Regions from separate parts of the Homo sapiens genome. Here regions 2, 3, 4 and 5 are each linked to region 1. Evidence: read pairs that join two places in POLR2A ChIA-PET (ENCODE). Cell type or tissue: MCF 10A. All regions are shown on one strand. Links, peaks and the distances in the headings refer to the core of each region. The heading gives the core; the rest is flanking DNA. Region 1 overlaps FOXO3 (forkhead box O3). Region 2 overlaps FOXO3 (forkhead box O3). Region 3 overlaps SESN1 (sestrin 1). Region 4 has its middle 62 kb from the start of LINC00222. Region 5 overlaps ARMC2 (armadillo repeat containing 2).

Region 1 (6,418 bases), core at 1,464-5,463:
TTTCACAATCTTTTGATAAACTAGGAAATAAAAGAACATCTTGTTACTATAAACGTGTAATCCTCCCTTCTAAGAAAAAACACTTGTACCAAGTCCAGCTAACATGATCCATTAAGAACAACTAGTTCTTTCTTACAGGCTAACACTGACTAGACATGGAGAACTTGAACTTTAAAAATAAATACTCAACAATATTCCCAACATCTAGATGTTCAAACTGCTCACTAAATTATGCATTCCTAAGCACGCATCCATCTCTCTGTGGACACACCAGGAAAACGTCTCTCTAAATTATAACAGGATTGAGATAAAGACTGGAGAGCAATGAGTGCACTAAGAATCATCCTCCTCCCCTTAAGCACTCAATTACCACGTGCACCAACCATTCTTAGCGCCCTCCCAACCAATGGCTTCTCAGAGACTCTGAAACCACAACAAATGTGCAACCCGAAGCCACAGCTGTGGCCGACAAATGCCAGAAGCAAAATTCATGACACTTTATTTCAGTATTCGCACAGAAGCTTGGACAGGTGTGAGGAAGCATGGTACAATGATCTGAGGAACACCCAGCCTCTTCCCACACACACTCAAGCTTCCACCACACCTCCATTCCAGAAAACCACCAGAACCCCTACTTAAAAAATAATTTGAAGTGAATTTAAAATGCATTCTTGCTTATGACTAACAAGAACTGTGAGGTTCCTGAAAGCCAAGAACTTCTATTGCTCAAATCATGGAGCTAGGAGGAAGGCAGATGAGATGCAAAGTCTCCTAAGTGATGACGAATAAAGGAGTAACTGAAGAAATGTGAACACAAAGGGCATAGCTTACAATACTGTAAAAACTGGCGTAAATGGACTATTTGGCCTTAAGTTACACAAAAAATTCCAACCACAGCCTTTTCTAACCCCTTTTTTCGGTTCAAATCAACTTTATGAGGTGTAACTTACATACAAAAAACTGCACCCATTTTAAGCATATGCTTACACGAATTTGGGCAAATATATTTACACCAGTGTAAGCACCACCACAATTAAGATATAAAACATTTCATATTTCCCTGAAAAGTTCCCTTCTGCCCTTTTGCAGTCAACCTCCTCCAATCCCCATCACCCCTGGCAATCGCTGATCTGCTTCCTGTTGCCATAAGTTAGTTTTGCCTTTTCTAGAATTCCACAGAAATGGAATCAAACAATAGTTACTCTCCTGTTCAGGCATTTTTCTCTCACAATGTTTTTGACATTCATCCATGCTATGTATCTGTGGCGTGTTCCTTCTTATTGTAGAGCAGTATTCCCTTTGTACTGACATGTCACTATTTTCCAAACTTTTTTTTTTTTTTAACTAAAAAGAGGGTGGTGCTTAGCTTTAAAACAAATACATAAAACTTCCTAAGGATACTGTAATATTTTTCTCTCAAAGTAATCAGAACTTATAAGTAACTTTGCATAAAGTACAATCCCAAAATCTCGGCTTCAGAAACACGAAGTTTTGTTTTGTGTCACCTCCCTATACAATAACTGGCTCAATCAAATGGAAAGAAAAACGATAACTTGAGATGTTTTGTTTACAGCCAGCTCAAGATGTTATTTCAAGCTGCTGAAGAACTATGAGGAAACTGTATCCAAGCAAATTTTCACGTGCTGCTTCCTGAATGCCTGACCGAAAAGTGAACTTTATTTAGGACTTCAGTTTAATTTGGGTTCCAACCCTTCTGCTTTTTCCCGATGATTTAGAATTTTGGATTTCATGCTGACTCCCAGCTACCCCACCATCAGAAGGATGTAATGAGATTTCCCTTGAGGTGGGACTGCCCTGAGTTCTGTCTGGAAAAGAAAATAAATAGACCATTTAAATTTTGTGTAACCTAACTGCCCAAATGATGCACGACTGCTAGTGTTTCCAAGGGAATACAACTTGGGAAACTCTGTTCTAACAGGTAAGAAGTATAAACCTAGTAGTTTCAGGATGGCTGGCTGTCTACAACAGGCCTGGTTATTCTCAATGTCAGTGGACCATACTTATCCCAATGTGGGGTACAAAAATGAAAATAAACAGTTTCTAAAAGGTCACCCGATAAGTCCCAGCTACACCTGAGATGTGAAATGCTGTAACACTCCTGAGCCCCCATCTCCTTACTCATGCTTCAAACAGATCTTTACAAGTCACAAGGGCAGGCAGCAACATCTTCTAAAGGATGAGGCCTACCTACATGAGAAGGCTGTTGCCTGTCTACTCTGCCTCATTAACTAGTTTGGCACTCTGAGCCCACCACCAAGTGCTGGGCCTCAGTTTCGTCTGCTGTCAGGGGAGGCAGCTGAGCTAGGATGAGCTCTAACGTTATCTCCAATCTGAAAGCTGTCATATGAGGCTCAAAAAAGCGCCACAATCCCAATACTAAAATGAGAAAAGTTGCATATTTTTAAAACCATATTTGCAAGCAAGGCATCCAAAATTCTGACAAGAACATCAGTCTCAATTCTTCATTCCTAATTCTTGGCCATTGTAAACTCTAAATAAGTACTTTTCTTTTGTCTATCCATTACTTCTTTTCTTTCCTCTAATTTGAGTACAGGTTGAGTATCCCTCATCCAAATTACCTGGAAGTGTTTCAGATTTCAGATTTCTTCAGATTTTGGAATATTTGCATATACATAATAAAATATCTTAGGGATACGACCCAGGTTTAAACAGGAAATTCACTTATGTTTCATACACACCTCATACACATAGCCTGAAGATAATTTCATTTAGTATTTTAAATAATTTCGTGCACAGAACAAAGTTTTGACTGCAACCCCTTACATGAGATTGGATGTGAAATTTCCCACTTGTAGTGTCATGTCAACGCTCAAAAAGTTTCAGATTTTGGAGCATTTTGGATTTCAAATTTTCAAATTAGGGATGCTCAATCTGTATTATTTCTCAAAAAAAGGTGGGTGCTGGGTGTGGTGGCTCACGCTTGTAGTTCCAACTACTCAGGAGGCTGAGGTGGCAGGATCCTTTGAGCCCAGGAGTTCCAGTCTGCAGTGAGCATGCCACTGCACTCCAGCCTGCATGACAGAGTAAAGCCATCTCAAAAAAAAAAAAAGATTTAAATTAAATCCTATTAATGAATTCCAGTCTTCATATTTAACTTTATACAGCTATGTACCTGTGTTTGCCTGCATACTTATGTTTAAGGTTTTTCTATTAAGACATTGCACTGAACATGATATCCTTTAAGAATAACTCTCTTAATACCCATAACGTGATCGAGGATAAAAAAGTTTCTGGAAAAAAATAGCACCTGCTCTTGCAACAGTTCATCCTGGCAGCATGCTTTTGTTTTGATTATTCATGAAATTGCAGATTCACTCTTTAGCTTGACTAACATTCAGTAGGAAATAGTTGTGTGTTTTTAACATACTTACAATTGGAAGGCTCTATCTTAGAATCAGCAAAAGGCAACACTGTGTAATCCAAAAGTCCCCTAAATTTCCCATAAGGATCTGAAGAAGGCATTGGTTTCTTCAGAGACATCAGTCACAGGAACTCACATGAACAGCCAGTCACCCCTGCCTAACTCCTCCTCCTGCTCTTAATGGCAACTAAAGCTAAGGTTCCACCCCTGGGCTAGGCTGCAGGGGAGTGGACCTGCAAGTCTGCACTGGAAACCCGGAAAAGGCTGCCTGACTGGGGAATAATGCATGCACTCTAAGAACAAAAGCCTGCCTTAAACGAAGAACTTTCCAAGACAGTCAGGAATGGCAGGGCTGAGAGAATGCTGGCAGGAGTGTTTGTGCAAGCACACAGTCCTTCTTAGTACTGAATGTCCCCAGCACTTGGAGAGGAAGTAAACAAAGATTCGGGTTGTGCTTGTGTCTGTGTAGCCCAGGGCAGCCAAGGCCTGGCCCGGTCAAGACTCCCAGCTCCGGGGCAGGGGGTGCTTATGTCACAGAGCTCCAAAATGTGGGCTGCGTGTGCCCAGGAAAAATTATAAAGGCCAGTTTAAATACAGCCTATATTTCTCTCTACCACTTAGATTTTTTCTTTATTTTCAAAAACAATAATTTTCTGAAGTTAAGTAAAACTGGAACATGGAAAACAACTACTTGCGAAACAGTCCACAGGACTCCATGACAGCCTCCATTCTCCTCCTTAAGACGGATTTGCATCAAACTTCTCCATCACACTGGACCAAACACACTCTATTTTGTCTTAGGAAACCCTGAGGAACATGAATTTTTAAATGCTATACTGCAGAACCCATGCTTACCTAATAAATACTGAAGAACTAAGGTCATTACCTTCCATCAAAAAGTGTAAGTATTCCTTCAAGCCTTTCCATATTCCAGTTGCTTGAGAACAAACCATGTGGAGTTTTGTGGGTTTTTTGTCTAGTTGCAGAAAATAATCCCAGCACAGCAGAAAGCATGCTAAAGCTCTAGCATCCTGTTGAGGCTTGGAGTGAGAGGGCAAGGCCCAGTCAAGCTGTATTTTCTGTTTCTCCAGCCTACTATATTCTAGGAGGCCCAGCCCATTGTTTCCCAGTCAGCGAGGCACTGCAGCTTGACTCACCACAAAAACAGTTTAGTGTGTCTTGATATTTTAACTTTCTTCTTAACCTCTGCCTTTTGGGGAGTGAGAAGGAATCTAGGGGATATAAGGCAGAAGCAGTAGACCAGAGGAAGAAGGGAAGACCATGGTCTGTGTGTCTGCACGCATATCTCACTTTAAATAACAAATGCATTCTTTATAATTTTATAACTACAGTTGAATTTCTGAAATAGTATAACATTAATTAAAAGTTTTAAAATGTAAAAGCTCATTAAACAAATGTAATTGTGCAACTGCCTCCATTTACCTTTTTTAAGTCTTGATTTTTCATACAGTTTAGCTTTGAGAAAAAAAAAATACAACATCCAGTCAATGGTCTATGCAAATCAATCAGAAAACTAGCAAAAGGAACAAGCCCAAATGCAGAGAAAAACAAAAATTGAATTTTTCAATATACTGAATAGTTCAAAATAATTAAAAAACAACACACACTTTATGTACCTTTCTTGAACTTATCAACTTAAAGATGATAAAACACATTCGTAAATGAGATCATAAGCAATGCAACTGTTAGCAGATTATCACAGAACTTAGAGCTGTTAACTTAAAGTTGCCTTTGAAATTATGTTCATTTTTAGATGGAAGCTTACACTTAGGAAGCACGTTCCTTTTGCCTGACTGCAAACAGTGGGTATTAGGAAGGACGCTACACAGACAAGAAGCTAGAGGAGGAGGGAGGATGGGGGAGCCCTTCTCTAGTGCATGTCCCAGTTTGGAAACATGGGTCTGAGTCATCTCAAAGCGAAAGAATCCTTAAGTTTTCTATAAAAATATTTATGTGTGTCCTATGGCTGACTTAACACAATACAGGTGGGCAAAAGAAAAGTTCCAGGTTCCAGAACCAAATGTACCATCAGGGAAGTCAAGTAAGTACAGATAACCTCTGTGAGAAAAATTAAACATTTTGCCAAGGGTTTCTGATGACAATGCAAAAGCAGGAGAGTACATTGTACTTTAAACAATGCCTTGTCTGTTTGCAGGAACACAGACTGGTCTAAAACGAAGGGGAGAAAAAACAAGGCCAACACTGAGCCGGGGCTCTCACTTCAAAAGCAAGCCGTAGAACAAGTGTGTGGGGCGTGTGTGTGTGTATTTGTGTGTGCACACATACACATATATATATTTTTGCATGAATTTGCATAATACATGTGCCACAGGTGGGCACACAAAATTTCCACTGGCTGCCTGACACCTATTCCCATCAATCCCCCTAGCTGATGCTCCTCAACGAAACCACCTTACTCCCTTGAGCAATTTGGGACCGATTCTTCCCTAGAGAGCAGCAGGACCCCTTCATCTGTCACACAGAGGCTTCTCCCAGCCCTGAGCTCTTGTGAGCAACAGAGACCCTGGTAGAGGTGAGAAAACTAGGAAATGGAGTGAGCAGGCTGGGTTTATATTCACTCTGTCACTCAGAAGCTGGGTGAGCTTGGTCAACTTGGTCCACCAAATACCAACTGAACCAGTCATGGGCCAGACCCAGCTGTTAGCCTCAGTTTCTTCAGAAATTAAAAACGAATAGGCTGGGCATGGTGGCTCACACCTTTGAGAGGCACTTTGAGAGGCCAAGGTGAGAGGATTGCTTGAGCCCAGGAGTTCAAGACCAGTCTAGGCAACACAGCAAGGCCTCATCTCTACTAAAATAATAATAATAATAATAATAATAATAATAATAATAATAATAATAATAATATTTACGTTCAGGTTTATAGTGAGAATGGTGCTCAATAAATGTTAATGTAATTTCCTCACCAACTCCCATTCCCTGATGCCCTGCTTCATGAGAACAAGAGTCTTGTCTCATGCCCAGAATCACACT
Region 2 (6,418 bases), core at 1,183-5,182, 61 kb before region 1:
AACAGGCATGAAGTTATAAAAGCCATGAAGTGGAACAGAAATAGTTTTATTATTAATATTCACTTAGCTTAAACAAAATAAGGCTGCACCTTTTTCCAGTTTGAAAACTTACTGTGTGTGGAAATCGAATAAAAGGGCATAGGAAACATGCATCCAGAACTCAGGAGCACATCCAAGAATTTAGCATCACTTTCATGACATATGACAAGCAACCAGGGCAGGAAGCTCAGTAAAAATAGCAATAGCTGGGGAACATGGAGAGGGCCAGGAAACCCTCTTTCTATGAAACAGGCAGCCCCAACTTCACAGTCGCAGACCCTGAGGACCAAAGAGGCACAGTGCCACACCTGAATCCAATCAGCTCCTAAGTGTCAACAGAGCAGAGACAGACTCACACCACCTGGCCTTGAGGTGTAACCCACCACCCAGAAAGAGAACATTAGTACCAATGTCTGGATTAGCACACTAATAGCAAAGATAAAATGCAGGGTGCAGTCTGGCTCTTTAAACCAGATACCATGTTTTACTATAGCTTTAGCACCCGGCAGAGGGCCTGGTACATAGTAGGGGGTCAAAAAATTGTATCTGTTTAACCATTGAATTAATGGGAAGGGGGCAGGAGCCACAAAATAGACCTGAATTATACTTTAACATGAGATGTGATAAAACATTGAGACCAAAGAATGTCCTACATGAGTGAAGATGGAAGTAAGCTTCCACTGCAAAATGTGAAGTAGCATCTAGGTTGTTCTCAGGTTGAAAAGTCTCATCACTGGTATTAACTTCAATTAAACAGCCCAATTTCCAAAAACCTGAAAATATATACCAACAAGTAGGCTTTAAGGTCTCTAGAATAAGAGATGGAAAGAAGGGCAAACTGATAGGGTGTGTGCTACTCGGTGGAGCAAGGCCTTAGCAGGCATTTCAGGTCCATCCAGGGTGAAGAGCCGGCTCTCCACCTGTCATGGGATGCCATGGGGCCCCCATTACTTGGTAATTCAGTTGGCTCAGAGTCCCAGGCACACTCAAAACCACAAATAACACATTCTGGTTCTAAAGTCTCCTCTACACAAGCACCTAGGTAACAAGAGAAATCCCAAATCAAGTCTACTTCACCTACAATCTGAAGGAAATTCATGTATGTGGTGCCTACCAGGGCCAATGCTCTGTGCTTGACAAATTTGATCTCATTTTATTTTCTAAACAAGCCTGTCAGGAGGAAACTGAGGTGCAGAAAGGTTAAGCAATTTGTCTAGTGGGTGGTGGTGCTAGAAATCAAGCCTGAGGCTAACTTCAAAAGTGAAGCTCTCACCACTGCACTGTGTATTTCCTTCTGAAGTCACCAAACTGACCAAGGAGGGAGGCACCACTAACAAGTGACCAAGGAATAAGAAGCTTTAAAGACTACAAAATCTGTGTGATTCAATTAAATGTTCAGCATGTGGTCCCTAGGCTTATGAAAGGGATGGAAAATGTGGAAAAATGATAAGCCATGAAGCAAGCCTTGTTGGAGCCACATCTGCCCATCTGCTAACACTAATTTTTTAGAAATGACACCTTTTCTCAGACAGACCTCAAAGGGACACTACTATCATGTCCTAACCTGAACTGGGATCACTATTTTGGGGAATGCCCAAATATTACTATAGCCATAAACTGAACTTCTACATATCCAGGCTTTCCTTGGTGGCACGTCTGGAGGCTTCTGTGTTCTGGGAGAATTAGCCTGTGACTACGTCAAGCCAATATCACCTGGCTGTCCCTGGCAGGCCTATTCAGGCCCTAAAACAGCTGGCACCACGTTACGGATCCTCAAGCCAGAAACATCAAGCAAATGTCTGCTAGTGCCTGGCCCTTGCTATTATGAGGCTTAATCTGAAACAGGGACTCAGCTCTATACTATTTAAAACATGTAATTAGTTTATTATTGAGCCAGAAAAGATGAGCTTGCTCTAAAACTATGTGAATCTTAAAATATGATGCCTTTTGCCTGCCAACTGACGACGTGATCAGGATACTTCTGTTTAACCTCAATCAAAAACTCTGGTAGAAAACTGCTTTAAGGTTACATATGCCTACTATTTTATTATTTGTCTTCTGGCATCAAAACCTGCAGAAACAAATCACTGACAATGCAAGCACATTACAGGGATGGATGTGGAGGTGCTGAGTGGGTGAGTTAAACAGCTTGAGAGTTTGACATCTGAAATCCAGGAAAACTGCTTTTCTGTTCTTAGTTTACAATCCCTTCCTTCACATGAAATTTACTGGCTTTAGCGTCACACATACAAACACAACTGCTTCTAGCTCTTCAGATGTTATGGCTCAGAAAAACCGTTCCTTTTTGTCTTGTTATTTCAAGAGCAACTGATTTCTTTTTGGTAGCTCTGAAATATATGCCAGTGTGTGGGCACAGTCACACAGCTACGCACAGGCCCACACCCTGGAAAGATTGGAAGGAGTGGAGACACATTTTTCAGCTAGGAAAGGAAAAAGTTTGGGTTAGCATTTATAAAACAGACAAGTGTGCATGCATTTGGAAGCAGGCTATCTTCCAAGTGTCAATGTTAATTATCCTAATAGTCACTGTAAATCAAGGTGTTACCAGTGAAAGAAGCAGAGAAAGTAAATGCTACACACCAGAATACCCCATGTTGGCTACTGCAAACAAAACAATTGATGTATATTTTCTGTACGGAAATAAAGAGTACGATGCAGTCAATTCTGTAAAATGACTTGGGCTAATAGTATCTTCTGTCCCCTCCACACCTCACTGAAATTCAGCTCTAATGAGGAGCCTCCCGAGGGACTGCCTTCTTTAACCTATACCTCATCTGCATATTCAGTATTTCACCATAGTGGTTTTGCAAGATTTTTTTTTCTTGTTCAAAACCACAGGATGCAAAAGCGGCTGATGACCAATATAATGGTATTATGAAATGCTGACCAAGTCAACTATTTATTCCACGACACTCCTGGGTGCTAATTACACACACAGATGAGCATCAGAAAGCTCAAAAGTTCACAAAAAAAGATCAAATAAAGAAAGGACATTTCCAGTAACTAAAGAACTAGGCACTGATTGCATTTTTCTGAAAAAACATTCACTGAGCCACTCAGATACCCCTGTATTCTAACTTAAAATCTAGGGTGTTCCCAAATGTGTAAGTTAATTATTAGCACTACCCCTAAACTATGATGAATGAAGCAGACTGAATGCACATGAGATAAAATCATAGTTTTTCTAAAGGCCATAACAGAAATGCAGTATTTTATTGTAGCAGGCTCTAATCTACTTCATGTACATGCTAGGTAAACTTGAAAGCACTTAAGAAACTGGAAATACAAGCATCAGTAGTGTAATATCTATCACCCAAAGGGCAGGAGAAATAGTATTAACTGGCAAGGACAGTCATGCAAGAGACTATAAAAGCTGAACACACAGTAGAAATAGAAAATTCCTATAACTGGGTGCCTCAGGGGCTAAAAGAACGTAGGAAACAGTTCTTTTAGACCCTGCTTGTGGCTGGAGGAGACAGAAGAGTCTAAGAGGGAGGGGTCAGAATACGGTGGAGAGTTGGAGGGTGAGCCCACTCCTCAACCAGCACGTGTCCCTGTGCTCCAGGGCTCACTGGTCCCACCATATTAGCAGTCAGTGACTCTAAGGGCATTCCTGAGGATGCAGGACCCCTGACCTTATAACTACCTCCTTGGTTAAGTCTGAGTTGGCAGGGTCAGCCCTTGGATTATCTCCCCAAACTTTCTGGAACTCTTTAACTTGGTCCTCCTGAAATTTCCAGCCCTTTCCCTTTAGTCAGGTTTTTCATTTGCTAATGGGAACGATGTGTGGGCTCATAATACGATCAGGTACTAGGTCTTTCCCTAAGGATTAACAAATCATTAAATATATGGGGGCCATTGAGAGTAATCCCTTCACATCAAGACAAGGGAGGACAAATATGAAGAAACAGATGTTTCTGAGCCATTTTCAGGTTCAAAGTAACACACAACAAACGTCAAGTAACACACAACTCTCTGAGGCATTATGTGGAATGTTAGCTGTTTCTCTAGACACAAGCTCATCAGATCCTTTCAAACAGCTATAAACTAAGGAGTTTTCTGAAGAAAGACAGCTGAGTCCTGATATTAATTTGTGGATAGAAAGGGAAGTAGGGGCCAGGCACAGGGCTCACACCTGTAATCCCAGCACTTTAGGAGGCAGAGGCAGACAAACGGCTTGAGCCTGGGAAGTGGAGGTTGCCATGAGCCAAGATCATGTCACTGCATTCCAGCTTGGGCAACACAGTGAGACCCCCATCTCAAAAAAAAAAAAAAAAAAAAAAAAAAGCTGAGGGTGGTGGTGAACTAGGGATATCAGCTACTTATAAGATTAACAAATCTCCATTTGGAGAACAATTTGCCAGGGGTTTCTTGTGTTACTGAATGTCTTTGCTTTGTCAAGCAAAGTACTGACGGGTCTTTGTTCTAGACTATCTTTCAAGGTAGGACTATCTTTCATCTGCACAGTGAGCAGCCTTGAAAGGTAGTCATAGTGTCTCCCTCCAGAGCAAAGGGCAGACATACTTACTGCCTATTACAAATGATTTAAGATCCCTAAGCTCAAGGTTCCTGCACAACCCACTACATGTGCAGCCATCAACCTGGGCCTATCTATGTCACCCCTGTGGGATTCGGGGGCAAGGAAGAACCAATGCAAAATAGACTACTGCTCATGCTGGCTGCTGTGCCATGAGAGAATAACAGATCCCTTTGCCTCTGACCCAAGAGTTTGGCGTCTGGTAGGGGCAAATCTGAGACACTTGTAGTCCTTTTTTTTTTTTTTTTTTTTTTTTTAAGAGATAGGTTCCCACTCTGTTACCCAGGCTGGAACGCACTGGAGTGCAGTGGTATAACCACAGTTCACTGCAGCCTTGAGCTCCTGGGCTCAAGTGATCCTCCTACCTCAGCTTCCTGAGAAGCTGGAAACACAGGTGTGCGCCCCTACACTTCACTAATTTTTTATTTTTTTTTGTAGAGATGGGGTCTCACTATGTTTTCCAGGCTGGTCTCAAACTCCAGGCCTCAAGCGAACCTCCTACCTCAGCCTTCCAAAGTGCTGGGATTACAGGTGTGAGCCACTGTGCCTGGCCACTTTGCCATTCTTGACAGTCCACTGCTTTAGCTTGTGAACTGATTATTTCCTTAACCATGAAAGATAAAATTGGGCAATGATCATCTCTAGCCATCTTTCTTCTCTTCTCCTATGTAAAATAAGAAGGAATACAAGATAATAGGATGAGAAACAAAAAGCAAGAGAGGCAGACATACATGGCTCCAGCACTCTGAATGCTCTGACCTGGCTCTGCCAACGACCCTTAAGGCTTTACGACAATAAACCATTAATCAAAGGGAGCAGGGGTGAGAAGACCCCCAGAGAGTCATTTTCAGTGTTTCATCTACATTAGTCACCATCTTTTTCAGCTGTTACTCAATGTTGCGGTTTGCTTGTGGGAAATAGAGCTAAGTGAGCAGCAGGTTTAGGTTTATTTCTTTTTACCTTCCTCTTCCACCAATACAAGAACAGACACCTTATGTCCATTCCTACTCCCATCTCCCTGACAACTGGGCTGCCTCATCTCAAGGCAGTCCTAACAGTACTGAGTTTCTGCAGGGTCCAGACAGATTCCATTATGGAGTCCTGGGCCAGGAAACATTTCTCCTCAGTTCTTCGACTTGTCTATGGACTGCCCTCAATTTTACCTTGGCAGAGGTGCTTCCAGGTCTCTCCCCTCGCCACAGTGACTTTGCTGTTGTAAAGTGTCGTGAATGTAGACACCTAGGATTCCCTCCTCTTTCCACTTAGCTCTCCCACATAAATTTTCTTCTTTCTTCTGACAGTATTTAGTAGCTTTAGATCTCTGTGAAGGAAAATGGACTAGGCATTGCCTGTGAACCAACAGCAAACACATACGATGACATTTATAGACTCTCTCCAAGTTTCCAAAAAAAGAGTTAATTTTCTAGCTTATTAATGATGAGCCAGGAGGCTTTATCATGAAATACAGAATTTTATGACATCTCATTTGCCACAGTTTTGTAAAGAGGAAATTGGTATTTTCTTTTCCCTCCCCTTTCCTCTTGGATAACCTATTTCAATTTTGGCAAAAGGAGGGGGTATATTCACTATGGTGTTCACGGACATCTACATGTCTAGTACCTCTGAAATGATACTGGATTGTTGCCACATGGTCAAATAATGTGCTCTTTGATAATTATCAATTAGAATGCTATAAAATGGGCCAGTAGTTCCACTCTGCTCATACTGTGTGGTGTTTTGGCCACCAAACACAGGCCTTCTTTGGTTTCTCCCTACATCAATCAGAAAATTCTGTTAATTTGCTGTGATGCTATTTGTGGA
Region 3 (6,418 bases), core at 769-4,768, 420 kb before region 1:
TCCTGAGCCAAGTTCGTACCACTGCACTCCAGCCTGGGCGACAGAGCGAGACTCCGTCTCAAAAAAAAAAAAAAAAGAAATATCAAAATTAAATGTTTAAATAGCAGACTTTGTAAGGTAGCTCTGGCCTGTACTGACAACCTGTGGTAAATATCAAAAACACAGCCCTTTGTAATCACTGTTCTGTGTTCAGGATGTTCATCTTTTCAGCAGATGTTTATCGCATGCCTGTATGTGCTCAGCCCTAGAGGTTGAGAGGAGCAGCACCTTCAGAACATCAGGCCTACCTTCGAAATCCTTGGAAAATACTTTTTATTGAATTGTTTGAAACAAAACATTTCAAAAGTTAAATCTGCACAATGATAGATGCAGGTTAATTAATACATTTATTGGGCTGGGTGTGGTGGCTCACACCTGTAATCCCAGCACTTTGGGAGGCAAAGGCGGGAAAATTGCTTGAGTCCAGGAATTTGAGACCAGCCTAGACAACATAATGAGACCCTATCTCTACAAAAAATTTAAAAAGTAGCCGGGTGTGGTGGCCTCTGCCTGTAGTGCCAGCTACTCAGGAGGCTGAGGTGGGAGGATCACTTGAGCCCTGGAGGTCAAGGCTGCAGTGAACTGTGATAATGCCACTGCACTCATCCTGGCTGACAGAGCGAGACTCTGTCTCAAAAAAAAAAAAAAAGAAAAAAAATTTTAAAAATACATTTGTTGGAACTCTTGGTTACTGTAAATTTATTTGGAGGCAACCTTTTTATGTTGGAGAATAGAGTGACTAATTCACTCTAGTGCTCTATAGCAGAGAACAAGAAATTAGTACTCTTTGAGGAATTTAGGTCAGTCTTTATAGAGACCATAAAGGAATCTTGACATTTAATGGCTTGAAGGTTCTCCATAAACCACTAAATTAGAATATTAAATTAAAATTATTTTTCTTTTCACATAAGGCAGCATTAAATAATAATTTGAAACTATCTGGGGGAAAAAGGAATCCTAATTGGAGCTTCCTATACAATTTCAGTATATCTGAAATATTTCTTCAATAAATATTTATCAAGCACTAAGTATCAGCCTACTATATGCATGCAGTTAGCAGTTTTCACTTGCATTTACTTATTTTAAGCCACTTTTGATTTAACTGAATGCATGCTTTTCCCTTGCCTCTCATTAGAAAATGGAAAGATAAGCATTCTTCATTTTACAAATGTCATAACTAAGATTATGCCCTACTAGACAACTAAAACTGTGATTCCTTCAGAAATAAAATCATACCTCAACTCTTCTAGAACCAGAGTCATCATTTTTCACATACTTCTACCTAACTAGCTTTTGCAGCTCACAATCCCATACATCAAGTGCATTTATGTGTCCAACTCATTCATTTACAACCAGTTTATCTTGCAGGGTATGTCATATTGCTGCAAATTGCATGATGTACTGGGTTTGTTTTGTTTTTGTATTTGCTTACGGCTGAGTGGGCATTTGATTGTACTGTTTGTTTTTGTGGCTGTGCTCAGTGGATGAGAGCTTGGAAGCCTCTGTAGCCTTTTCTTCTATATCGACATTAACTCAATATTGCTTCTTTTGACCAGTAAAAAATATTTTGGGTGCATTAGCTATTTTTTAAAAGCAGTATAGAGAACATATATCATTTATCTTATTTATTAGGAGATAAATAAAAAGTAACCATTTTGACATGCCACTTTAAACATGATAGTTGAAGAGCTAAAAGAGTAACTTAGTTTTCACTGAGACACGGTAGCGTCACTTCTAAGACTGAAACTTATTTTCATTTATGAGTCCTGTTCTGTGGCCATAACTACTGCTATAAATTCCACTTGTTTCCTTGTCAGAATGTTCCAACTTTTTTTGTTTTTTAACCTGAGCACTTAAGCTTTGAAAACAGCATAAACATGCAAAAAGAGATCTAATTTAGGAATTTGTTTCTTTTAAAGAGAGAGAATAGAGTTATGTAAAGAAATAGTACTGACACAGGACTGGAGGGATCTGGGTTCTGGGCCCAACAATGTCAGTTGTTTTTCTCCTTTGTAACCTGTATTTTCCCAAGTTCCTCATCCGATTTCAGAGATTGAAATTCTGTCTTTATAACCCAGGGAGGGCGCTTATGAAGGAATATTAGAAATTGTAAAGCCTTCGAATATACTTGAGAGGAAAAAAGACGATTCAGAGATAGGCTACCAAGGTTTATTATCTGTGTAGGGGAGTGATATTTATAGCTTTTACGTAGCTTAGCAAAATGAATTTTGCATTGATTATAGGCCAAAGTCCTGCATTCTGCTGCCGATTCAGCGTCGTTTGGGCATTATGGGAAAGGAAGAAGGGAAATTTCAATAGTTTATCGAATTTAGAGAACTTCATTACTCCTGGTGCTGTCAGAATCAGTCTCGAGGTTGGCTGCTGTTTGGTTCTAGGTAAATGGCCGAGCAGGGGTGTAGGGGGCAGATTCCCCTGTCCCTGAAGCCCGAAGACTCGTGCTGCACCTTCCTGACAGTGCACGCTCACCTCGCGGCCCTCCAGAGCCCATTCCGTACCTGAGAATTAGCTGTTCGTGGGGAACCTGGGCCCCCAAGGTGATTTTTCACCTCGCCGCGTCAGACCGCCAGTTCCCAGCCTCCGCGCCGGAGGGGCGGTGCTTTGCGGGGACGCGAGCCCGCATTGGCTTGCGTGGCCGCCAGGGCGGTGAAATGACGGGCGCGGGGCGGGGCCGCGCGGCTTGTTTGTCGGCGCCGCCCCGCCCCCCCGCCGTCCGTGCTGACTGAGGCGCTGCAGCCAGGAGCCGCGGCCGGCTGCCCAGCGCTCGCCGCCTCCGCGCGTCCGCAGCCGTCCCCGCGCCGACATGCGCTTGGCCGCCGCCGCGAACGAGGCGTACACGGCCCCTTTGGCGGTCTCGGGGCTGCTGGGCTGCAAGCAGTGCGGCGGGGGCCGCGACCAGGACGAGGTACCTGGGCGAGGGGCTGAGCGGGCCGCTGGGTACCTGGGCGGGTGGGCACCCGGCCGAGCTGCCCTGTGCAACACGGAGGTCACGTTGCCTCCTCACAGTCGCTCCCGGTCAGCATCCGAAAACGCTCCCCAGATAGGGCGGGCTCCCGGGGAGCAGCGTCCCGGCCCTCCTGCGCCCCTCGGGGGAAGGGGTTGCCTGCGGTGGGTGGGAGACCTGCGCACCGTGAGTCGTCCCTGGGCAGAAAATGCTAAGCTGGGAGAGACTGCGGCCGCGGTCATGTAAATGAAAGTCTCCAATACGTAAATAACATTGTCGTCTGGACAAGTCTCCACAAGTCAGAAATCCAGCAGACCTCGAGTCTTGAGGGTGAAACAGCCTGTGGATATGCCCCCTCGATTGTCTTGTCTTGTGAAAACAGATTATTTAGCCACCTTCATCCCCTTTGCCTCCTACTTAAAAGAGAGAGAAAGAAAAAAAACACATTTGACTCAGGGAAGAGATGATGTTGCCTGGAATAAGTGTGTCCTGCAAGCTCTATGACGTTATGCACAGCGTTTACTCTTGCGTATTAAGCCATCCCTTTTCTGAATTGTCCTTTAGAAAGAGGTACTTAATTGTAACATTTTGTGTTTTTTTCTAAGTGGTTGCAAATAGGAAACCATTTGAAAGTTACTAATGTAACCTTAGGTAAAACTCGAACCTTAAATTTGGATTGAAATCAGGTGCTGTCAGAGTGTTGCCTTAGTTCAAGAAATCTAAATGTGAATTATTTTTTCTGCAGCTTTACTCACTAAAATGACGTGGTTTCGTGATTTCTTTAATGGAGTCTATTATCAGTATACTATGTATATTCATAGAAACTTAAATGAAGACACTTTGTCATGAAGGTTGTAAAGCACCAAATATTTTTTTGAGATTTTAACATTTATGGACATATTAGATGTTCCTTGTTTACAGATAATAAAACAATCTTTAAAAATCTCTTACAGTATCGCTTTGGAAACTTTACCAAAAAGTGAAAACAGTATGAAAGTATTGAATTAACATTTACAGTTTCTGTTTGCGGGTCATAATAGATCTTTTCTCTTTTTGAGTAGAAGTGAGCCCCAATCATCATGCTTGAATAGATCTGTTATTTCTGCTGATGTTTGTGTGCAGAGTCCTGGTTCTTGCTCAGATCTAGAATTTCTAAAGATAGCTTTGTAAACTAAAAGATAAAGAAATAGATTTTGGCTTGCATATTGTTACAGCGCTTATGGGATTGTGTTGAGGAAACCGGGAAGCTTTGTATAGTTGTATTTCATTTTTAATACATCCCAACATGTGAGAAGATAACTTAGGAAGGAATGCTTTATAGGAAAACTATTCACTTTACAAAAAGAATAACACAATTCTTTCAAATAGCTAGCTTCCATAATGCTTTTAAATTAAACACTTTCAAGAAACGGAACTCCTGAGCAAAGTATAGGGCACAAATATGGCCTAAGTATTACAAATGCAGTAACTTAAAGTCAGTAAGTTTTTTTTCTAAAATATAGTTCATAGAAGGCAAAAAAAAAAAAAAAAAAAAGTACCTGGACTTTCAGTATTTCTGAATTACCTATTAGTATTAATGACAATATTAACATAATTGTTAGTACATTTTGCTATAGTAGGCATATTTCTAACACTTCTAGATCTCTCCATTTCTATTTAAATTTTTTGAATGTCGAAAGGCCAGCACCCAGCTATAGGCAATCTCCCAGAGAAGGGCGAGTGGGATGGGAACTTTCACTTTTTATATAACATATCTTTACCTTGTTGAAATGTTTTTCAAAAAACACATGCTGCTTTTGAATTTAAAAAATAAAATTACTGTGAATGTTGTGATAATCACAACAGTAATAGTGTAGCGAGGAAAACAAAATGATTCAAATTATTTGTGTATTTTTACTTCTCAACTAATTTTGCAGGTGGGTAGATACTGTAAGCCAACAATGCTTTCATTTTGCACTTGTCATTCATTCATTATTTCACTTAAGGATATTGATACAGATGCATAAATGTATCTCACAAATTTGAAACATCTGACTGGAACAGTACTTTTCAGTACACAAACATTGATTCATACAGTGATACAATAAAAACATAGTCTTTCTGTGGTACTACTGTCAACATTCACTACGAATTTTCACTCTGAAAATTAGTGTTTTGCATTATACATTGAGGAAACATCAGAAGTAATATTGTGATGGTGGAAACTTGTTGTCTCTTTCAAAGATGGTTATTAGGTTGTTGAGGGGAAAAGATTGTTCTCATGTTAATCTTCCAGCCACACCTTCACAGAGAGCCTGTGAGGTTAGTGCTGTGATTAGTATCTACATCTGCTTTTCAACAAGGCCATTTGTTGGTGGCAGTTCTGTCTCCTAGAATCTGGATTGGCCAAAATTTGTTCAAAGTCTGTAGTTAAGTTTCTTACAGCTACAGATGAAGGAATAATTGAATTAACCTAAATAGGAAGCTATGAAATGTATTTAGTTTGGCTTATGATCACCCCATTGAACACCCGCAGTGCCTTTTTTGATCAGCATCTACTAGAAAAGAGTTGTAACCAATTTAACATGTGACCAAGAAGTGTTTCAAAAGTGAGTTTTCCAGAAAATGGAAACTTTTTATAAACCAAGACTACTACTGTATAATAACAGTGGTATCTGTAAGAATCTCCAAGGTATCAAGAAGTCTTAAAGAGGCTCAAAAGAATAATAATGAAAGATACCAACTCTAGAACCAGATGTCATTGATTCAGCCCCCGTCTCCACCACTCACTAGTACTGACTGAGCTAGAATACTTGGGTTCAAATCTCAGGGCTTTCCTTGGACACAGGGTGGGGAACATCACACACCGGGGCCTGTCGTGGGGTAGGGGGTGGGGGGAGGGATAGCATTAGGAGATATACCTAATGTAAATGACAAGTTAATGGGTGCAGCAAACCAACATGGCACATGCATACATATGTAACAAACCTGCACATTGTGCACATGTACCCTAGAACTTAAAGTATAATTTTAAAAATTAAAAAAATCTCAGGGCTTTCATCAGTTATGCTAAATGGAGATAATAATAGTACCTGCTTCATAGATTAAGGTAAGGATTAATCTAAGACTCTTGACTTTTTCATGAATATTGTAGAACACCAAATACTCTTTCTAAACTTTAGTATCATAGACTCATGTTCTTTGTTTACAGGTAGTATAATTTAAAACAGTGCTCAGCTCATACTTTGTGTTAGCTGCTGCTGCTGCTATTGCTATTTATTATCATGAGCCCTAGTTGCTTTTTCAGTGTTATTCAAGAAATAAGCCGAAAACTGAAAGGCAATTTGGTTCTCAGATATCATTGACTAGTGTTAGGGTGCCAGCCACAGTCTAGAAACCCCACTTTACCCTCTCTTCCTCTGCTACTTCTGAGAAATT
Region 4 (6,418 bases), core at 1,556-5,555, 100 kb before region 1:
AGATACTTCCGGGGCATGCTCCCGTGTGATCCCCTAGGTGAGCAGCCGTTTCCTTGCATTTTCCCCCTTCTAGAGGCCGCCCTCCCTCCATGACGTGTGGCCCTCCCTCCGTCTTCAAGGCCGGCAGTGGCTGTTTGAGCTTCTGTGACCATGCCATGTCTCTGGTTCTGACTCTTCTGCCTCCCTCTCCCCCATCTAAGGACCTCTGTGATTACACCGGGCCCACCTACATAATCTCCTTATTTTTCACAAGTGTCTGTTGATTAGCAATTTCAACTCCTCCTTGCTATGCAGCCCAACACATTCACAGGCTCCGGGGACTAGGATATGGACATCCTTGCAGGGTGGGGGCATTATTCTGCCTACACGGGGGATATTCTCAAATGGATGGGCATTTTTACCTTTGACCCTCAGGGATTCCAAAACTTGAGTGTACTTCAGAATCATGGGAGACAGTGTTTGAAAAGGCAGAATTTTAGGCCCTGTCAGATTCAGACTCAGTACTTCTAGGATGGGCCCAAGGAATCTGAATTTTTAACAAGCTCCCTCAGGCTTTCCTGATACACATGATCTAAAGACCACATTTTGAAAAATCTGCTTTCCTTTGGCTTTGGATAGGGCATAGTGGCTACATTTTAGAAACCTAATTACAAAATCTATGGTCTATAATTTATTGAGCAATTCCAATGTCCTAATAAATATAGCTAAGCTTATCAAGCACTTGCTATGTGCCAGATTCTGCCTCAAGGGCTGTCCATGCATCATCTCACTTAATCCTCTCAATAACACAACAAGGTAGGGTTATTATTGTCCCTATTTTGCAGATAAGAAAACAGAAACTCAAGGGGTTAGGTAACTTACCTGCGGTTGCACAGGCAAAGTCAGAAAGAAGCCTATCCATCACCTTCCTTTTCTTTTTCTAAAGCTTGAGTTTAACCATTAATTCTAGCACAGTGCTGGCACACAGTAGACCCTCAATAAATACATGTTGAATTACAGGGTGAATAAACAGATAGGGGCTTTGCATGCACTAATTCTAATCCTCAAGGGAGATACTATCATTATCCTCTATGAAACATCAAGGACCCCGAAACTCAGAGAGATAAGACCCTATAACTACGTCTTAGCATATGTCTAAAGTCCATATGCTTCTTACCATATCAGGGGGGCTACAAGCCACAATCCACATGCCCTCTCAAAAGATTGCTTTTTCACTGTGCATTTATACTATACAAAAAACTTCAATTGCTTTGAGTTCTGCACTTAACAACTGGCTTCCATCAAAAAGAACCTAATTGTACTAAATCAGGCCAAGTGGTGGCTCCACCACTCAGGGAAGATGTTTTTACTCCCCCAGAGGTGGAGCAAGCCCTGGGCATGGCCAAGCTGAGGAGGGGTGGCTTGAACCTTTACACTCAGGGAGGCACAAGCATAGCAATTAAGCTTCAGACCACCCTGGTAGGTTCTTAATTAAACTCTTATCCAAACACCTGGGAGGGCCACAACAGTGCCCTGGGCAGGAGGGGTTTGCTGTGGAAATGCCATCTGCACTGATCAAGAGACGGCAACATCAGAGGCCTCCTCTCCTCTCCCCTCCCCTCCCCTCCCCTCCCCTCCTCTCTCTCTCTCTCTCTCTCTCTCTCTCTCTCTCTCGCTCTCACACACACACATACACACACCCCAGGGGACAGTTTCCCTGCCTCACACAGGTGGATTCCAGGCTGTCACTACTTCCTGCCCCCTTCAAACTAGCAGCAAATCACTCTGGCCTCCTGTCTTCATCAGAAAGACCTTCCAGCTGGGCCACCACAGGCCCCTGTATCATTTCACTTCTTTAGGAAGAAACTGGAGAGACTCAATGTAACACCAGCGGGTTCTAGCGCAAACATCTGTGTAGGGTGCACCACCTCCTCTGAAATGCTGTTTTCTCTCCAATCCCTTGCCACACCCATCCTCCCCACTCCTCCTCCATCTCCAAGTCCTCTTCCTCTTTTCCATCCTTTCCCCTTTCTCCATTTCTTTCCCTATCCTATCAGATGCATCCTCTACCCTAACTCTCCCAACAGGGTTCCATGGCCATAAGTGTCAGCTTTGGAGGCCTGGGGCAGGCTGAAGGGCAGGTTACAGCAAGTAACAATGAACCTTTGAGTCCACTTTGGATCCGAGTTTCCCCTCTGGAAAATGAATATATTCACATTTGCCAACTTACTGACTCAAAGCAGTGTCTGTGGTTCTGTTTCTGTTTCTTGCTTTGTAGTTCGTAAAGTGTGTGCTCCCTTTCTGGGCTCATGCATCATGACCCCTTAAAAAGTATGGAATGTTCATGAAGTGGACCAGGGAGAGGGAAATGACTCACTCAAGGACACACAGCTTTCAGTGGCAGAGTCAGGACTAGAAACAAGTCTTCCCACCCTCTCTTGCCGTTTGAGTTCTTGGTGTTCATGACAGTGATTCTACAGGACATAGAATGGAAGCAGCTGACCATGAGCACGGTTGCTGTCAACAGGTCCTGAAGAACATCAAGGAAAATAGTAAGAGCAGAAAAACCTTACAAGTTGGTTACCTTTCATTTTTTTAATTACTTTGCAATCTAATTATACTGATGAGGTTCATTAATGTCAGATTAATTTTGTATGTTTTACAAGACTAAAAAAAAAAACAACCCATGGAGTGTGGGCCAATGAGATGTGTTTAAAGAGAAGAGGACGTTGATGAAGGGCTTGCTCCTGACCTGCTTGAAGTATGCTACAGATACTTCCGGGGCGTGTTCTCATGGGAGCCTCCCAACCCTGCAAGACAGGCAGCCCTGTTTCCATTTCATAAACGAGAAGACAGAGGCCCAGAGAAGGCAACTGACTCACATGTCACCATTCTACTAATGCACTGCAGGGCTGGGTTCAAATTGAGGTCTGTCCCATTCCCAAGTTGAGTCTCCTTTCCCCGCTCCATGGCACTGCTCCCCACAGAGACGTAAAGAGTGTCTTCTGTGACATAGCTTCCTCTTCTGTAACAGTCTGCCTTCTGGCTTCTGTGTGCACTAATGAGAGTGAGCCCTCCAACCAGGTGTCAACCTGCACAGTGGGGCAGTGGGCGGGTGGCGTGAGCGCTTCTCCTTTGGAGAAGCAAGTTCTCCCACTTGGGAGGAGGAGCCAATCAGACCCTTGAGGCCCCCCACTATAGGAACAGCTCTGCTCTGAAAGCTGGCACAGGCTCACCCAGGGGCACCCGAGGGCCAGGGCCTGGCACAGGAGGAGGGCTGCTCTCCCATGCCCGGCTGGGCTGTCCTCCAGCAGGTTGTGCAATCTCGCTATGAATAGGTCTGGGTGTGTGGTTTGGGGCCAAGAAGACCAGACTTGTTTCCTTCGGGGTGACAGCTCCCCTCTGGAATTGTGGGAGGTGAAGGAGCGCAGCTGTGAGGTCAGGCTTCTGACCCTGAAGCTGGGCGGTCCAAGCTGGTGGTGTGAGGGGTGGAGTCTGTGGCCAGACTGGATGGACAAGTTGTTGGCATGACTCTTCTGTGTGTGGAAATCACCTGAGGCCTTCTGCCTCCCCAAACCTCCTGAGCCTCCCTCCCATCCTCCACCCCTCCTTCTCAGCAGTTCAGGCCCTCCTTACCTTAGGAACAGGCTTAAAACAAAAAAGTTTGGAGGGAGAGAGGAAAAACAGATTTGCAATTTTATTTCATTTGCAAGGAAAAAGCCTGGTCTGATTCCTAAGCCTGGGCTCTTCATTAAAAAAAAATTTTTTTTAGACACCGGGTCTTGCTCTGTTGTCCAGGCTGGAGTGCAGCAGCGTGATCATAGCTCACTGTAAGTCCTGGCCTCAAGCTATCCTCCCACTGGGCCTCCCAAAGAGCTGGGATTACAAAGGTGAGCCACTGTGCTACAACTGCATTTTTAAAATATCAAAAATATGAGATTTTCCTACATGATTGGTGTGAGTGGTGAACTGGCACACTGGAGGACAATTTGGTCAACCTTGATCAAATGTATATACCCTTTGTGACAGATGCACCAAAATCTCAGAAATCACCACTAAAGAACTTCATGTAACCAAAAACCACCTGTTCCCCAAAAACGACTGAAATAAAGTTTTAAAAATGTATATACCCTTTGACCCAGCAATTCCATGTTTGGGCATTAATTCTACAAAGATTCTTGCACATGTATGAAATAACAAATGTATAAGGTTACTAGTTGTAGTGTGGCCGGTAATAGCAAACATCTGCAAACAATCCAATGTCCAGTATCTATCAACAGGGGACTACTGGTTAAATCAATTATGACAAATTAATACAATGGAATACTATGTAACTATAAAAAGAATGAGGAAGCTTTCTATGTATTAAAATCTCCTCCATCTTGGGGAAAATCATTTAAAAAGCAAGATGCCTGTGTATATACAGCGTGTATGATGTACATTTTGTGTAATAAGAGGGGAAAATAAGAATCTGTGTTTTTATTACTTGTAGGTACATAAGACATTCTGGAAGGAAACGTAAGGAATTCTGGGGTGGGAGGAACTAAGCAGATAAGAGGACAAAGATGGGAGGAAAACATTCCCAGTGTGTGTCTTTTCATGCTTTCTGGCTTTTGAATCGTGTGAATGCACTACCTTTCAAGATATTAATTTTAAAACAAAGTGCAACAAAATGAAAACAATTTTGTGACAAAATGCCATGACTCAATTGTCCTCCTACAATGGACATGTGTCATTTTGAGGGCATGTCCCAGCATGAGAACTCCCTTCCTACTTGGAGTTATCCACTGGGTGCACCTTAGTGGGAGGAAGAGTCCCTCCCTCCTCCCCTACTGAGGGGGCCATGTCTTCCTGATCCCTCACTGCTGGGGCTCAGGTGTAGCTCATACACTATCCAACTCTGGTGGCAATACCAAGGGCCTGAGTCCAGTAGTGAGGACCACAGAGTCCAGGACACAAGAATTATTTTTACATTTTACCTTTTAGCACTTCTCCCAGCCAGTTTTATACTACTACGTATTACTTGTATTTTGCTTTTATTCTTATATATCAACATACAAGGTTACAATATAAAAGCAATAATTACCCTTCTAAGCATGTGTCCAAAATGAGTGTTTTTTTACATATATGCATAGTTTTCATAATTATTGTTTTGATAGATGCATAATATTCCTTTCTTCTGATTAGGTACTTCCTATACTATGATATCCAAGATGTTGATAGGAGGAAGTTAAGGAAACCCAAGGTGATGGAGATACAAATTTGTAACAATACTATTCGTCAGTGAGATTCCTTCAACAGTATAGTCACCTCATCACTTCTACTTCTACTCCCCAATACCCTTCTCCCATCTTACTCCTTACTCCCTCCAGTCTGAGTCAAAGCCAGCCTCTCCCAATAGGTTTTTAGAAGCTATATTTATCTAAGTATAATACACTCCCACTTTGATAAAATGGTACACCAGGTGAAGAGTTGAAATCCAAACGCCCTTGCCTCCCTCCTCTAGACTTAACCCATTACCAAATTTATCATTTCTTCCAGATCAGAGCTTCCCAACTTGGTTGGAAAGTTGCAGGGGTGTGAGCTATGGCTCCCTTAGCCCTTAGGGCGATCTCCAGGGCCTGTGGCTGGGAGAGCTGAGTTGGTCACCTGAAACCTGAAGCAGTTTTCTCCGCCTTTCCAGTGGGGCACATAAACATCTCTCTGTGGGTGCCTGGTTGAGAGAACAGTTCTAGAATTACCATGCTTTCTCATTTCTTCATCTTCCTTCTAGAATCCATTCCTACAGTGTGCCCTGGGGCCCTTCCCAAAGGCCAGCTCTGACTAGGCCACCACCCTGCTAGTTTCCCATGCTCAATCGCAAACTCCAAGCTCCTTGGTCTCGAGTTTCCGGGCAGCCTTCTTTTCTTGCCTGACTTCTCGCCTTCTTTGAGCTCTTTAAATCCCAAACAAGCTCACCTCTCAGTTTCCTGAGCATGTTCCAATCCTTCCTGTCTTTGGAATTCATCACTTCAGCCAGAAAGCCTGATTCATTTCTGCCTTTTAGCTCAAATGTTAACTTCCTCTGTCCCTCCATCCTATCCTTAGCAGCATTCAAGGGACTCAGGTGCTCAAGTTCATGCCAACAGGCCTACACACTTCAGCTCAGCCCCTTCAACTCATCTCACCAACACAAGCACAGCGCCTGGCACACACGAGTGCTGGTGGAGGAATGATCATAGGATGCACAGAAGAGATCCTGTGCCAATACTAGCAGGGCATTGGGATTTCTCCTCCCAAAGTGTGAGTGGAGATGTTTGTCATGTGTTTCTAGCAAGTCCTCAGAGAAGGTAGGCAAACCCCAACAGTTCTGAGCCATTACTATGTGATGGTTGGTAGGCAGAACTACACACACACATGCGTGCACACACATAATCTAATTTTCTTCCAGTCTTAAACA
Region 5 (6,418 bases), core at 951-4,950, 300 kb before region 1:
TATAATTGCTTTTTAAGATACACACAAACACACAAATAATAATAAGGTTGTTTCAATCTTGGGCAACAATCTAATATTTTAGAAAGCACTTTCATCTAGGTTCACAGTTTGCTAAATATAAACATTATGATTCAACAGGAAATTGGGTAAGTCAAGCAAAAATTTCAGCATGTTTTTGAAGATTTTGCTGTCTCAGTGGTTATAGTTGTTAACCACAGCTTTGAGTTCTGGACACAAAAACCTGACACAATGTTTGGATTGGCTGATGTTTTTAGCACGTAAATGTAAAATCCTTAGCAACTATGCTGGCTCAGAAATTAGTATATCTAAGATTTTCCTGAGTAAAGAAATTCCCAATGACACAGAAGTCATTTTATTGATAAAAAACTAAATTTTGAAGATAAGAATTTTTAAAATCTACTATTTAGTATTGTAAAATCTCATGGGTACAAAAATATATGAAGAATATAACAGACATCAGTGTACCCCACACTAGTTTGGTCAGATATTAACATTTTGCCATATTTTTATCCTTTCCCTTATTTTAAAGAAATGAAACATTACAGATATGTGGCTCCCTGCATCCATTCCCCTCCTCCTCTCCCTCTAGGGGTTACCACCATCCTAAATCCACTGGTTACTATGACTACACTTGACTTCGCATGCTTACCACATGGCTGTGTATCCATAAACAATATATGTCTTTGCTTTTGCAACTTGTTTCATCTCATATTATGTTTGTACTGAATTTACTCAATATTACAATATTACAAAAGCCCATGAGTTCACTTTTGTGACAACTATATTCTATTGCATGAATACATTTTGTATCATTTCTAGACTGTGGTTTATATTGTTATATATTTTCTCAAACACTTTAAAGGCCCAAAGGACGGTCTTAATAAAGTTAATATAGTTTCATTTAAGTGAGCAATTATCTTTTTTTTTTTTTTTTTTTGAGATGAGTCTCGCTCTGTCGCCCAGGCTGGAGTGCAGCGGCGTGGTCTAGACTCACTGCAAACTCCATCTCCTGGGTTCAAGTGATTCTGCTGCCTCAGCCTCCCAAGTAGTTGGGATTACAGGTGCCCCACTCCCTCCCACCATGCGTAGCTAATTTTTGTATTATTATTATTTTTTTTTGGTAGAGATGGGGTTTCATGATGTTGGCCAGGCTGGTCTTGAACTCCTGACCTCAAGTGATCCGCCTGCCTCAGTCTCCCAAAGTGCTGGGATTACAGGCGTGAGCCACCATGCCCAGCCAAGCAATGCCTTGAACTCAAGCTTTGAACCCAAGAACTATGTTAATGTCAAGTTTTGCAACTTTCCAAATGCTTTTACAAAATGATTTCTATAAAACCATTAAGACTGTCATCTAGGCCGGGCGTGGTGGCTCACCCCTGTAATCCCAGCACTTTGGAAGGCTGAGGCAGGCGGATCACGAGGTCAGGAGATTGAGACCATCCTGGCTAAAACAATGAAAGCTCGTCTCTACTAAAAATACAAAAAATTAGCCAGGCGTGGTGGCGGGCGCCTGTAGTCCCAGCTACTCAGGAGGCTGAGGCAGGAGAATGGCATGAACCTGGGAGGTGGAGCTTGCAGTGAGCCGAGATTGCACCACTGCACTCCAGCCTGGGCGACAGAGCAAGACTCCATCTCAAAAAAAAAAAAAAAAAAAAAAAAGACTGTCATCTATAGATGTTTGAGGCATCAGAGTTGGGTAGTGGTAAGATGGTAACATTGTATGAATATAATAAAAATGTATAAAAATAAATGTTGATTTGTGACCAAATTGGACAAACTTCCTTAAGTTTCCAGTGGCCAACATAGATATCTTCAGTGCAAACATCTTTCCTTCAAGTGGAGATGCTGTAGATGAAGGAGTGTGGGGACCCCTCACCTGCTTTGGTTTGCAGCCTGCTCAGGTCTGAGCTACTGGGGCATGATGAGGCCCTCGCATGTCTCTTCCCCTGGTCCCTAGGAGGAATACATAAAACACTCAGCGCAAACATGAAAACACTTCTAATTTTGTAAATGACAAGAGTCTGCTATATACAGTTTCTTATTTATTATTTTGAGATAGGTCTCACTCTGTCATCCAGGCTAGAGAACAGTGGTGCTGTGATCATAGCTCACTGCAGCCTCAAACTCCTTGGCACAAGTGAGCCTCCCACCCCAGGCTCCCGAGTAGCCAGAACTACAGGCACATGCCACTATGCCTGGTTATTTTTAAAAAATATTTTGTAGAGACAGGGTCTCACTATGTTGTCCAGGCTGGTGATTCCTGGTCTCAAGTGATCCTCCTGCCTCAGCCTCCCAAAATGCTAGTATTATAGGAGTGAGCCACTGTGTCCAGCCGATATACAGTTTCTGAAGAAACCATCGAGAATTGTTTAAAAGATGGGGTTTGGTGCTCTATATGTGGGTTTTTTTTGTTTTTGTTTTTGTGTTTTTGAGACGAAGTCTTGCCCTGTTGCTCAGGCTAGAGTGCAGTGGTGCGATCTCAGCTCACTGCAACCTGCCTGAGCCTCCCCAGTAGCTGGGATTACAGGCACATGCCACCATGCCCGGATAATTTTTGTATTTTTAGTAGAGACGGGGGTTTCGCCATGTTGGCCAGGCTGTTCTCAAACTCCTGACCTCAGGCGATCTGCCCGCCTCAGCCTCCCAAAGTGCTGGGATTACAGGCATGGGCCACCACCCCTGGCCTCTATATGCTGCTTTAATTTACCTTTGATTTCCCGGTAAGATTTATCTTTTTAAAACAAGTCATATTTGCCTAACAACATGAAATACAGTTACTAGAAAGAACAAAAAATCCAGTTTACTTTGCAAATCAAAACAAAATTGGTTAAGGATATATACCACAAGGGGTCACTGTTACAATAAGAAAGAACTCTGGGATGCTTGGATTACAAAAGCTTAGCCTTTGGGAGCTGGGAAAGACCTCTGTCTCTTTTTCTCTCTTCCTCCCTTCCCCGATCCCTGCAGATAAAGAAACTGTCCCAGCTGGCCAGATGTGCCCAAGGTCACACAGTAAAGACAGATTTGGAACTTAGGTCTCATAATTTACAAATTTGCTTCTCTTTCCACTACATAAAAATGTGCCCTGATTCCATTTTTAAAATTAAATTAATATTCTCTGACAATATTTATTTTTAGAAATATTTTAAACATTAAAAAACTGAAAATAAATTTGGACAGTCCCCAGATGATAAATATTTTGTATTCCAAATAAAAGAGCAGTGGCTGGCCAACAGCAGGATTACATGCTCAGGTTTTTAAAAAGTTTTATTTAATGTAGAGAACATCTCTGAAGGATACAGCTTCTCTTTAGCCAGAGCTGACACTTAGAAGTACTTACTTTTAAATATGTGCACAAAATTCCAAGGTAAAAAAACACCAGGAAAAGAAGAGTGCAAGTTTTATATCAAAATTTCTTTTTGTCCATCAAATATAATAGTTGCTCCAAAAAACTCACAAAGAAGGCTTATACATGTGATAGTCCCTGTGAACATCTGTATGTGCCCGTGGCTTCTCCTTCCTGTGTAGTGAGCCCCCCAGTGACTATGCCATGTTGCAGCTTAGCCCTTGGCCTTTCCTACCGCCCTGAAGATTAGCTTCTCCAAATACCATTTTTTACTTCATTAACATGTTCCCCCCACCTTTTTTTTTTTTTTTTTTGAGATGGAGTTTCACTCTTGTTGCCCAGGCTGGAGTGCAATGGCGTGATCTCGGCTCACCCCAACTTCCGCCTCCCAGGTCCAAGGGATTCTCCTGCCTCAGCCTCCCGAGTAGCTGGGATTACAGGCGTGTGCCACCATGCCTGGCTAATTTTGTATTTTTAGTAGAGATGGGGTTTCTCCATGTTGGTCAGGCTGGTCTCAAACTCCCAACCTCAGGTGATCCGCCTGCCTCGGCCTCCCAAAATGCTGGGATAACAGGTGTGAGCCATGGCGCCCACCAGCCACCCCATTTTTTTTTTAAACACTTAACACTTCCTTTAATCATAAAATAGGAAAAAGATGAAGTCAATTTTCCAAAAATTGTCTAATTAATATTCAGAAATAACTGCTTTATTTGTACATAATAAAAATACGATAGCAAATGTCACTAGCCAATCGAAAATGGCTACGGGGACAGGGACCTCTCAAAGAAGGCAGAAATAAAAGAATCAACCTTGCAAAAAGGTAAAATACCAAGTTTGTCAGGGTGTGGAGCCAAGGAAGTTCTCATATTTATCACTCCTAGAAATAACAAGAAGGTTTGAGACTAGGGACAAGGCCTTGCTTTCAATACATACACCTGCCCTACACAACTATTAAAATCAAGCAAGATACTTTTCAACTAATGGGCTTCCAAAGTCACTGGTCCACTCTCCCTCAAGTCATGGTCAGTGATGAGGTTGCCTACATAAATACCACACGCATGTATCCCCACTTCTAGGGGAAAAAATGAAGTGTCCTTCTTATATGCAAATGCTTAGCAGTGCTGGGTCTCCCAGTTCTCAAGCAGAGCACAGAACTAATTAACTCAAGATGGATTAAAGACTTAAACATAAGACCTAAAACCATAAAAACCCTAGAAGAAAACCTAGGCAATACCATTCAGGACATAGGCATGGGCAAAGACTTCATGACTAAAACAACAAAAGCAATGGCAACAAAAGCCAAAATTGACAAATGGGATCTAATTAAACTAAAGAGCTTCTGCACAGCAAAAGAAACTATCATCAGAGTGAACAAGCAACCTACAGAATAGGAGAAAATGTTTGCAGTCTATCCATCTGACAAAGGGCTAATATCCAGAATCTACAAAGAACTAAACAAATTTACAAGAAAAAAAAATTCCATCAAAAAGTGGATGAAGGATATGAACAGACACTTCTCAAAAGAAGACATTTATGCGGCCAACAAATATATTTTAAAAAGCTCATCATCACTGGTCATTAGAGAAATGCAAATCAAAACCACAATGAGATATCATCTCACTCCAGGTAGAATGGCAATCATTAAAAAGTCAGGAAACAGTAAATGCTGGAGAGGATGTGGAGAAATAGGAATGCTTTTACACTGTTGGTGGGAGTGTAAATTAGTTCAACCATTGTGGAAGACAGTGTGGCAATTCCTCAAGGATCTAGAACCAGAAATACCATTTGACCCAGCGATCCCATTACTGGGTATATACCCAAAGGATTATAAATCATTCTACTATAATGACACATGCACACGTATGCATATTGCAGCACTGTTCACAATAGCAAAAACTTGGAACCAACCCAAATGTCCATCAATGATAGGCTGAATAAAGAAAATGTGGCACATATACACCATGGAATAGTATGCGGCCATAAAAAAGGATGAGTTCGTGTACTTTGCAGTGACATGGATGAAGCTGGAAACCATCATTCTCAGCAAACACAAGAACAGAAAACCAAACACTGCATGTTCTCACTCATAAGTGGGAGTTGAACAATGAGAACACATGAACACAGAGAGGGGCACATCACACACTGGGGCCTGTCGGGGGGTGGGGGGCTAGGGGAGGGATAGCATTAGGAGAAATACCTAATGTAGACGATGGGCTGATGGGTGCAGCAAACCACCATGGCACATGTATACCTATGAAACTGCACTTTCTGCACATGCATCCCAGAACTTAAAATATAATTTTAAAAAAGTAACAATAATGTTAGAAATAAAAAAAGAGCACAGGACTGGTATTAAGTGCTGTTCTACGTGATCCTTACGTTGTGGTGGGTATATGTAGGTTCTGAAGCCAAGCTGCCTGAGTTTGGGTCCTGGGTCTAACTTTTATCAGCATTGTGATCTTGGGTGAACTACTTAGCTTTGGTTTCCTCATCATTAATTTTTTTTTTTAAATAGAGATGGGGAGCTTGCTATGTTGACCAGGCTGGTCTAAAATTCCTGGCCTCAAGCAATCCTCCCATCTCGGCCTCCCAAATTGCTAGGATTACAGGTGTGAGCCACTGCGCTGAGCCTGGTTTCCTCATCTTAAATTGAATGCAATGACTCTGCTTAGTACACTGACTGACACTGGAAGAACTTAATAAACAGATTAATTTTCTCTTTCCTTATGAGTCAGTAATCACTTGTCTAAGCAGTCCAGAGTCAAATCTTATTGAGCTAAAGAATGTGCATGGCATTGCCCTGATGAAGTTTAAAATCTACTCTGAGGAACTAAGAAACCACTGTTTTTTTTTTTTTTTTTTTTTTTTTTTTTTTTTTTTTTTTGAGACGGAGTCTCGCTCTGTCACCCAGGCTGGAGTGCAGTGGCGGGATCTCGGCTCACTGCAAGCTCCGCCTCCCGGGTTCACGCCATTCTCCTGCCTCAGCCTCCCAAGTAGCTGGGACTACAGGCGCCCGCCACTACGCCCGGCTAATTTTTTTTGTATTTTTAG

The links. ChIA-PET counts read pairs that join two places held together with the same protein. Peaks named below come from ENCODE experiments on the same cell type or tissue, not always from the same donor. Only the 100,000 strongest peaks of a DNase experiment are listed, where the experiment ranks them.
Region 2: POLR2A ChIA-PET joins it to region 1 with 15 read pairs; 7 of 35 experiments call an interaction of 5 or more read pairs at or near these places.
Region 3: POLR2A ChIA-PET joins it to region 1 with 14 read pairs; 3 of 35 experiments call an interaction of 5 or more read pairs at or near these places.
Region 4: POLR2A ChIA-PET joins it to region 1 with 13 read pairs; 4 of 35 experiments call an interaction of 5 or more read pairs at or near these places.
Region 5: POLR2A ChIA-PET joins it to region 1 with 10 read pairs; 4 of 35 experiments call an interaction of 5 or more read pairs at or near these places.

The regions. Positions count from the first base shown.
Region 1 is chr6:108,586,811-108,593,228 of GRCh38, reverse strand. All of the region lies in intron 1 of FOXO3 (forkhead box O3), which reads right to left. Among named protein-coding and RNA genes, the nearest start is that of FOXO3, 29 kb to the right of the region's middle. RefSeq lists a silencer at 5,851-6,052. In MCF 10A, for the core only: no CTCF peak of the experiment used is centred there; DNase peaks (open chromatin) are centred at 3,608 and 5,298.
Region 2 is chr6:108,647,445-108,653,862 of GRCh38, reverse strand. All of the region lies in intron 1 of FOXO3 (forkhead box O3), which reads right to left. Among named protein-coding and RNA genes, the nearest start is that of FOXO3, 90 kb to the right of the region's middle. In MCF 10A, for the core only: no CTCF peak of the experiment used is centred there; a DNase peak (open chromatin) is centred at 2,902.
Region 3 is chr6:109,005,903-109,012,320 of GRCh38, reverse strand. The region is part of intron 1 of SESN1 (sestrin 1); the gene reads left to right. It also overlaps a transcript of ARMC2 not described here. Among named protein-coding and RNA genes, the nearest start is that of ARMC2-AS1, 85 kb to the right of the region's middle. RefSeq lists enhancers at 2,391-2,510, 2,521-2,570 and a silencer at 2,641-3,020. In MCF 10A, for the core only: no CTCF peak of the experiment used is centred there; DNase peaks (open chromatin) are centred at 2,710 and 3,280.
Region 4 is chr6:108,686,432-108,692,849 of GRCh38, reverse strand. No RefSeq gene overlaps it. Among named protein-coding and RNA genes, the nearest start is that of LINC00222, 62 kb to the left of the region's middle. In MCF 10A, for the core only: no CTCF peak of the experiment used is centred there; DNase peaks (open chromatin) are centred at 2,919 and 3,379.
Region 5 is chr6:108,890,023-108,896,440 of GRCh38, reverse strand. ARMC2 (armadillo repeat containing 2) reads right to left here. Exons shown (of 18, transcript NM_032131.6): 6 at 1,898-1,974. Among named protein-coding and RNA genes, the nearest start is that of ARMC2-AS1, 31 kb to the left of the region's middle. In MCF 10A, for the core only: a CTCF peak has its summit at 2,858 (motif pointing right); a DNase peak (open chromatin) is centred at 2,890.